Linked DNA regions of Homo sapiens: region 2 is linked to region 1. A link is a contact called in ENCODE Hi-C or POLR2A ChIA-PET data. All regions are on one chromosome and are shown on one strand. Each heading gives the region's core, a stretch centred on a gene start or an enhancer-like site at or near the end of the contact. The rest is flanking DNA. Distances are from core to core; before and after follow the strand shown.

The links. Hi-C counts contacts between places; a loop is a spot of excess contacts on that map. ChIA-PET counts read pairs that join two places held with the same protein, here RNA polymerase II (POLR2A). Pooled maps may share reads with other maps.
Region 2: a loop to region 1 is called in a pooled map, with 1.9 times the contacts of the local background. The contact joins two enhancer-like sites. A Hi-C loop is called at or near these places in 2 of 37 single-sample maps with no recorded cell type and 1 of 50 pooled maps. POLR2A ChIA-PET finds 5 or more read pairs at or near these places in 3 of 52 experiments (BJ, CD8-positive, alpha-beta T cell and GM12878).

What each region holds. Positions count from the first base shown.
Region 1 is chr1:198,185,606-198,190,284 of GRCh38, forward strand. The region is part of intron 1 of NEK7 (NIMA related kinase 7); the gene reads left to right. Among named protein-coding and RNA genes, the nearest start is that of NEK7, 31 kb to the left of the region's middle. Within about 2 kb of position 2,631, at least 3 of the 41 ENCODE cell types and tissues checked have a DNase peak (open chromatin) inside an H3K27ac peak, as active enhancers do; they include CD8-positive, alpha-beta T cell, where a contact is called at or near this core.
Region 2 is chr1:198,649,985-198,654,663 of GRCh38, forward strand. All of the region lies in intron 2 of PTPRC (protein tyrosine phosphatase receptor type C), which reads left to right. Among named protein-coding and RNA genes, the nearest start is that of PTPRC, 13 kb to the left of the region's middle. Within about 2 kb of position 1,906, at least 6 of the 41 ENCODE cell types and tissues checked have a DNase peak (open chromatin) inside an H3K27ac peak, as active enhancers do; they include CD8-positive, alpha-beta T cell, where a contact is called at or near this core.

The DNA.
Region 1 (4,679 bases), core at 1,381-3,880:
AGCCACCTCTGACCATCCATGAAATGTAAGCTTTATAATGAGTGTGAGGACCAAACAGTACCTCCCATCTATAGGTAGTGCTGCCTGGAATGTCCTCTCTGCCCCATTTTCTCTTCTCTTGATTTTATTAAAATTGGGGCAAGGAGTGCTGAGTACCAGGATGGCAAGGAGTACTGAGAACTATGATTTTATTAAAATTGACAGAAGAGGAAATGGGGCAGAGAAGGCATTATTTGTTCAGTTTGATTGGTGATTGGTTGCTGGTTGTCTTCCAGATTAGTTGTCATTTTTATTTCAGTTTCATCAGGCTGTACCAGTAGGCACGTTCTGAAATATTAAAAGTGAAAATGAAAATCTATAAATCATCTTTTTTTGCTAAAACTCATACACATAGTCTTGGATCTAGAAGATAATCTTATCTCGAAGGAGCTATGCTGCAGCCCTTGACTAGCTGGAAGATTTATGTTAGCAGATCACCTTTCTAATGGTCATGTTACTTAACTTATGGCAAATATGTTTAGAACAGTAAAATGATCAACAGAAATTATTTTTACTTGTGAAAGGATGTATTTGAAATTATTTCTTTAGCTACTGAAATATTTCTGCTTACTTATTTTCTGTTTAGCAATGAATTCAAGTGATGTTAAGGCATATCGGTTGTATGTGATGTATGGCAAACTATAATATTGAAACCATTAAATATTTAGATTTATTAAACTTCCCTTTACCTTTAGAATTTCCTTTAAAAGTTTCAAAGGCCAGGATATTGTGTAAAGAGCAAAAGAGCAAGTTTTTGTTTTGTTTTGTTTTGTTTTGTATTGTTATTTGCCAGTTATCATACAGGCTGGCAAGGAATGCTGAGACCTGCTTTGCAGTTCTTTGACCTACTGGATTGCCTACATAACTAGCTACAGAAGTAGCTCAAAGATACAGGATGGCTGGTGCATTTGTTGTTTGGCATACTTGGTAAGGATGTACAAGGATGTGTGGGCCCCATGACAGACAGTCTTTCCTGACAGTCCAACCTTTGCCCATACACATTCTTGGTTGAACTCAAATTTTCATATGAGTATACCACCCCATCAGCAATTCAGATTAGATATGCTGTCAGGTGCTGAGGAAAAATTCATCCAGTTTATCTCATACAACACTTGATGAGGACAATTATCAACAGAATGAGGCCAACCTGCAGTATTCACCTCAACCATGTACCCTAGGATTCTGGACTCAACAAATTAAGTAAAGTCCCAGACAGTACTAGTAGATATTATTTCAGATAATCATTTAGCTCCCTTCCTTATGGGAAGTATGGATTGTTCCATCTGAGCAGTGGTATTAATTCATACATATCTTGGTCAGCCAGCATGTAGTTTAGGCCAGTATGTTATGCATTATGACTTGTACAAAGGAATTTTAAGCTGACCTGCTGATATTCCAGAGTTTGCACAGCCCCATTGCCTGTGGTAACTAAAGTTAAGGATAGATTTCTGACCATTTGCTCTGTGGCATGAATTCCACTGTCAGGGAAAAGTACTTGCACTGCTATGTGGAATGAGAAGCCTGCATGTCCTCTGGGTAGTTTAGCCTAGATGAGGCACATGTTGTCTTCAATATCTAAACAGTCCAATTATGTGCCAGGCTTCCCTTTTGGTAGGTGGGGACTGCAGGGTAAGTAATTTTTCCTTTATTGTCTCAGGGCAGTCAGCATTGCTCCTGAGAATTTGACTCCGATGGCTAGTCCCTATATCTCATCAGGATTAATGAACCACCCCTGGGCCCTCATGTGAGTCAGCATCTCTTCCAAAGCCATTGCCAAGGGAGAAAGGCTTGTTCCACATCTCAGCATTGATGCAAACAGCAGGAGAATTCAGATACTCCCGTGGCTGCTCAGTAAATCTGTTTTGGAACCTGGAGATAAACTGATCTTAATTTTCTGGTACCCAAGGGATTGAGAAAGAGACAGTAGCAATATCCAAGATGGCATACCAGGTGTCATTAGTTTGTGCAGTTGATTCAGTCATGGTCACAATGTCTGGAACACCCAGAGCAACAGGGACAACAACTGAATTCAGTTGGTGAGAATCCACTGTAGGCTGCCAGCTCTCGTTAGTGTCAGTATCTAAAAGAACCATACAAGTTTGGATTGCCCACCTTGACCTTTCTTCCTGAAGTCTTTCCCGTGGGTAGAAAGACTTTGGCTGCATCTCTGGTCCCTTTATCTTTAAAGGATAGCAAATTAGGGTACAAAGGTACAAGGTTATGTAATGGAGGCAATGAAGGAGTAATTTATTCTAAGGTTGCCACTCAGCTTCTTAGTTCCGCTAGTAGAGGGGGATTGATTTCCATGGAGGAATCTGGCTCTATAGAGGCACTTCTGGTTTTAATCAGACTGCTTTGCTTTCAACCAGCTACCTGCTTCAGGGCTCCCATAGCACAATTTCTGGTGCCAATTTTTTGGGTGCTGATCCCATCTGTGTTTGCTTAGGGAATCCTTGTTTTAATAGTCATAGTGACATTGCCTTTTGGCTTTCCAAAAAGTCGTTGTCTATCTCAGCACACTGCTCGCTCTACCTTTTTTTGTTGTTGTTTTGTTTAGGTGAGAACCTGGATTTCATAGAGAATGCAAGGGGTAACACAGTTTTAGAGGAAATGACTAAGTAAGCTGATTAGCTTACCACAACTTCATAGGTGATAAAAGTAGATAAGACTTAGTGATGAAAGCAAGGCAGTTTTTTAAAGCACAGCAAACAGCAGGAGTATCAGCATAGTAGTACCAGTTTTCTTGCCTATAAGTTCAGTGGAGAGAAGTGATGGCCCTTCATGGTGGTTATGCTTGCATGAGTTGTGTGGCAGCTGAGGAGCCCAGAACTAAGGGCTCAGTACTTTTTGTAGCAGCTAGCAGGGAAGCCTGACACCATTGGCAGGGAGTAAGCAGTTGTACTGAAGTCCCTGTAGTTACTTTGACCCGTGCCACTAGCTACATAGAAAGGGCTCAGGGACAGAAGATACTTAGACCTTGTAGTTTTGTCTGCTTCTTGAGGCTGTGCTGCAAACACTTGGCTCTCCTGATATATTATTATCAATATGAAACACCTAAAATATTATAAGAATAGGTATTTTTCAAATAATGTGCATGAAATAGTATAGTAATACTATATCTGAGTTCTGCTTTCAGAGTTAATAAAACACTTGTATAATTTATGTCGCGAAGTCATCCTACTTGGTGAAGTAGGCCAGGAAAGTTGATCATCTCCATTTTGCAGAAAAGAAAACTGATGCTCACAGAGGGTAAGTGGCACGTGGCAGATTATATGTGAAAGTTGTGCAACCAGGCATTGAACCTCATCTGTTTTCTTTTACTATCCTAAATCAAGTGCGCTTGAATGAGTAGAAAGTGATGATTTGTAGGTTATGGATAATATTTACATATCTGAATATTTCAATAAAATTGTTACTCTCTTGAAACTTCAAAATCCTAAGTTAACAGTTTGCCTAGGAAATACATTGGTGTTAAAATTTAGTTCAGTTTATGTGTGGCATGTTACGTATTTTGAATATAAGTCTGAATTAAGATTTTACTGGTATTAGTGTCATATAGGAAAAGAAAGTGGAAAAGAATGCTATTTGAAAGGATTTTTTAAAAACGTTGTTATTTTTGTTTAATTTTCATGTCGTAAGTCCCTAGTTGTATGAACTGACATCTTACAATTAGATAAGTTATATTTAAAGCACAATTGAGAGAAAAAGTTCATATTTATTTGCATCTTTCGAGTTAAAAGAACTAAAGATTCGTTCTAACTCTGAGTGGTATGAACAGTAAGCAGTAGGATACTACTAAGTAGAAGATCATAGTAGTCAGGCTAGTGTTAGGTCAGACTTTCCATTATTAATCCTTCTTTTGGTATATATAACTTTTGGTTGAAAATTCTAAGGAACAATTTGTATACAAATTTTCGGCCTGGGTTGAACAAATATGTCATGACCCACTTACAGGCCTCATTAAACATTTGGATTAATGTTAAGGGCTTTTAAGATGAAGGCAAATTTTATGTTTTAGAATATGTTTTCAAAGTATTTGTTCTTTTGGGACAAACAGCTTAAAGTTATTTTATTCATTCCTTCTGGGGCTGCTTTATTTTTAGTATTAAACTCAGAATAGCTACCAAGCTCAAGTGATAAACTTTAAAAACCTATAAATTGTAATCATTATGAATCAAAACAGCATTTAATCGCAAGAAGCTGTTGGATGTGAATAAAGAATTTGTGTATTAATTGATTAAAAAGTTAAACTTATCTCCAGGTTTCAATGATATTTTTAAAAAGAGAGGAGGGTCATTATTTTGTGGCTACTTAATTATTTAATTTGTATTGCCATATAGGCAAATGTTAAGAATGCAACATCTTGAATAATTCTTTCCTATACTTTGAGTAATTTTATTTTGAAAAATGCTTGCATTTTATTTGAAACACATGAAACAGAAGTATTTTAATGAAAATATTACTGCCACATTAAGTTTTCTGTTCTTGAAGATGTATAAAAATTACCCCATTTTATCTCCCTAACACTATCAGAGTTGCCATCAAAATCCGCTATGAAAACTTATCATTTAGTATATATTAAAGCATTCATCTGGGAACATGTTGTCAGCTTTCAGTCAGTTGCAACAAACAACAGACTT
Region 2 (4,679 bases), core at 656-3,155, 460 kb after region 1:
CTTATGAAGAAGAATCATTGAGCTACCTGTTGGCTGACAAGAATATGGGGATCCATGTGAGGGAGACTGGCAAGAGTAAAGGTTATCTGGCAAAACCAAACAAATTGGTAGGTTCGAGGCACAGAAAGGTCAGGCATCTGTAGTATGGTGAGTAAGAACTGAGCAGGTTGTGGTGAGGCTAGAAAGATAAGCAGAAGGCAGGTCCCACAGGGCCTTGATGGAAATGGAAAGAGCTTGAATTTTACCTGAAGTATAAAGGGAAGGAACCATTTTAAGTTCTTAAGTACAGAATAACCTAATCTTCTTTCTGTGTTGAAGAGATCACTTTGACTGTTATGAAGAGAATAGATTGGAAGTAAGGCAAAGCCTGGAAGCAGTTATGAGGAGACTGAATGGGAGGATGGAGAAAGGGGATGGTGATCTGGACCAAGTGTTGGCAGTGCAGGTGGAAAGAAAGGAAAGACTGACATAGAATTAAGAGAAGTGGCTGCATGGAAAAGACAAAGACATTTTAGAGAATGACTTTTTTTCCCCATGAGCACTGGGATGGGAAAGAGCCAAATTAGGGGGTCAGAAATCCAGAGTTATGTTTGGGCTGTTATTGATGTCTGATTTTCATTAGGTGGTAGAGAGGTCAAGAAATCCGTTGGAGATAAGAGGCTGAGGCCCATTCAGTAGGTCTCAACTGGAGACATAAACATAGGAGTCATTGCATTCAGATGGAGCTTAAAGCTAAGGGACTGCATGTGACAGTGTAAATAAACATGTAGAGAGTAGCAGATGACTGGTTTCTGAGCCTTGGGAAACTTCATATTTGGAAGAGACACAAGGAGGAGCTAGGAAAAGATAGTGAGAAGAGGTAGCCAGTGAAAAAAAGTAGAACTATACTTTGCTTTGAATGTTGAAAAGGGTTGGCATTATAGTGAGAATTCAGTAAATTCCACATAAAAATCTGAATTTATGTCTCCCCTAGAAAGGTTGGTTGTGAACATGCAATTGGTAAATATCTCTATTAACTTTAATATTGTTACAAAAGTAATATTAAGGAATTTATAATATTTGGAAGAATTAGATGTCTTTACCTAATATATCCCTTGCTAGCTTAACAATTAGAAAAAGAAAGAGGTACATCTTAACATAATTTGTTTTAATAAAAACTACAGAATATATTGAGAGACTAAAGAATTAGAAATTTAACTGAAAATTTCATGCAAAGGTAATGCTCTGTTGAACCATTTTGTAGCTTATGTTTTGTTTTGATACATATTTTAAAATATTGTTTAAGACAATACTTGAACAGATTGGGATTGTGTGTGTGTGTGTGTGTGTGTGTGTGTGTATTGGTTAAATAACTGGTTTATTTTTAAACTGAAATTAAACCTTCCATTTCTTTGAGAAATTTAAAAAGTAGTTGTTATCAATGTGGCAGATATTAGGTAGAATCTAATATCGTGAAAATTAAACTGCACATAAATAGATATAAATCCTTTTGTCAGTGTGTGTATATCTCTGTGTGTAATTTTGATCTCAGGCTTGGCAGGTTTCCTTAAAACTTTTTTTTAGAGCTACTTAATTTTGTACTTACTGGTGGTTAGCTAATAAGAAAAAGCTAATAAAAAATAGTGCTTACTCTGTGCCAGGCACTTCTGTTAACATTTTATAAATGTTATCTCATTTAACAAGCTCATGTCATTGTATAGTCTAGCTTATACTTGTCTTTAACATAAGCAAATTTGTTAATTTGTGTTTCCTGATATTATCATAAAATTTACTGGTTGTCATATCCTAAAAGGGAATAGTTCAATTTAATTTTCCTTGTTCTAATTTTAAATACAGTACTAAGGTTGAGAAAGAAGGGGTCAGGAAAGGGAAGTAACATTGAGTGTCTCGTGTGCCTGGCACTCCATATGATGCTTCAATGCACACCAGGCTATTCAGCCTCAGATTTGTTTCTACATTGCTTCTAGTTCTACAGATTATTCAACGAATGTACAATCCTTGGTCACTAGTCTTAATAGGGAAAACAGAATTATGGTTAAAACAAAAGAGTAAGTAACTTAAATATGATCTATCGGTATTTATTTTGTATTATGATATTTTGCTTAAGTTGAAAAAAGGGCGCATCAGGTGTTTTGGCAGTTTACTGTGATCTCAATAGTGAGAATGTATTGAAAAATCTCAGTACAGGAGAAAGCTGTGCAGCTTTCTCTTCCTGTCGCTGCTTAATTTTCATGTAGATATAAAGCCGCAGTTTAAGCACATCTGCTTAATCCTTATTTAAAAGACTAGGAGAGAACTAGAAAGGGAGGGAGGGAGAGGAGGGGAAGGGGGAAGAGATTGAGAGAAATCTCTCCCATATAACACAAACACTGTATTAGTGTGTGAGAAGCAGATAATCGTGCATGTAGGCACTATCATTTGTGAAATCAGAAAGCATAATTTACTCCCAATGCTGAATAATCTAGTTGTGTGTAAGCACCAGAGAGATATTTAAATACCTATCCAATAAAAGATAATAAAAGCCTAGCAAACCTAAGTAATCCATTTTCAGATGTTAATCCAATTACGTAAACAAATATTACCCTTTTTTTTTTTTGGTCATTGTTTCAAGGATAAAGTGTAAATGAAAGAAATAGCATTCCATCTAGGTAAAAGAGGAATCAGCATCATTGAAATGTGAATAGCTGTGATTCCTCCTTGCTGAATGGTAACTTTAGAAGAGAGGGAACCCAGGAGTCCATCCAGAGGCTCAAGGAATAAGAGGTTCTCACCCATAGGAAGATGAAAAATACTTTCAGGGTGACCCATGAGGGAAAATCACCAAAGCCTTTGAAATAAAAGATTTTCCCTTTTCTAAGAATAAAAGATGGTGTTATGTCAAGGGCGGCTCGATGGTGTGGATGAAAGAACTATTGGGAATGGCTACTGAAAGATCAAAGGCAAGTGGAACCTCAAAATTCTGGAAGTAGAACGAGTCAGATACAATATAAGAAGTACTTCAAAGGCAAGAAAATAAGAATAATAAAAATACCTTTAGTTGTCAAATGTAAAATTTGTGCCAGTTTTGTCACATTCCATTTTTCAGGAACACTGTAAAGGTATTTTCTATTAATATCAATTTAACTGTACATATCTTCCCATCTATCTTAATTAGTCACTTTTCAAGAACAAATGTGTTATGCTCAAAGCATCCAAAGGACTTTTTTGTTAGCCTTAATAAAATGCTTTCTCTTAAACTAAATTTTAATTTAGTTTACATGTCTACGTATAAGGTGGTTATAGAAAATGAATGTAAAATCACTTCATTAAGTGTAACAAAACAAAATAATATGAGGAATTGTTATACTGTTTAAGCATTTGAAAAACGATAAAGGAGTATAGAAATTTTGTTACCACTACTATGATTAGTTTCTCATTTGGTTTTTCACTTTAAGAATTGGAATAAAAGTTGAAATCTTGATTAAAAAAACAAGAAATGATTCACAAATTATTTTACAAATTGAAATACTGAAATACAGAATGTTCAACCACTGTCAACATGAACTCCTATTCTGTAATTAATCTATTCTATAAACATCTGTATTTGCTAAAGAGCAACAGATCAAGGAAAAGAAAAAATAATCCTTGCCATCCATAGAGCCATGATTTTTGTGGAATCTTCGCTCCAGTTTAAGTTTTGTCAGTGTCTGGAAGAAAATACTTCCCATGGATCATCTTTTTGCTAAAGAGTATTCTTTACATTTTAAAACATATGAATATTTACATAAAGGTGTTTGTGGAAAAGGAAATTATGTGCCTTTTATTTTAATTCACCCATTATTCTATTCCACATGTAAAGTAGAAAATACTACTTTAAGACAAAAGTAAAGCATTATTTATTTAAAGATCTATTTTGTCCATGAATTTTATCAGAGGTAACGCTTCTTAATGTTATTCAGTGCCATAACTTGCCTTTTTTCTAGGCCTCCATTTTATGAACTGAACATCTGGATTTGATGGCAAGAAAACATTTCCTTCCGCTGGCTTTTCTAATAACTCCCTCTTACAGATATGCATGCCTCATGTTTGTTAATAAAATTGACGTGATTTTAATATCTGGTATTTTAACACACTGTGAATTATGGAATTTTCAGTGGCTTTATTTAATTAAATGCATTTTAAAATCCTTACAAAAAAATATTAAGAGTAACTCTAAAATGTATTAGAGCCACAGATGTTTTCCTTTATAGTGTTAATTGATTTAAGGTCCATCAAAATGCTGTTAAAATGTCTAGAGGTTAACAATAACAGTGGCACATGGGTCAGATTAAAATTCTTTTTGAGTAAAATAAATAAATAAATGACAGCTTATTTTCTTCTGATTTAAAAAAATTAGCTAGTGGATTGAAACAACAATGTGATAGCTAAGATTTCATTCTCTCACTTTATAATGAAAGGAGATTTAAAATTAGGGATTATATGGTACACGAAAAATTTATATACACAGATTACAAGTACTAGTTTTTTTAGTGAAGAAAAGACAACTATATATTTTCTCTTTTTATCTGTTGTCCTATTTTACAATTGTAGCAATTAATCTGCCAAACTCTTTAATCAATAAAATATGGTATTTAACAACCAAATTTGGCCCCTCCCTCCCCTTAAATATATTTCCAATGCTCCTTGCTCCATTTTAAACC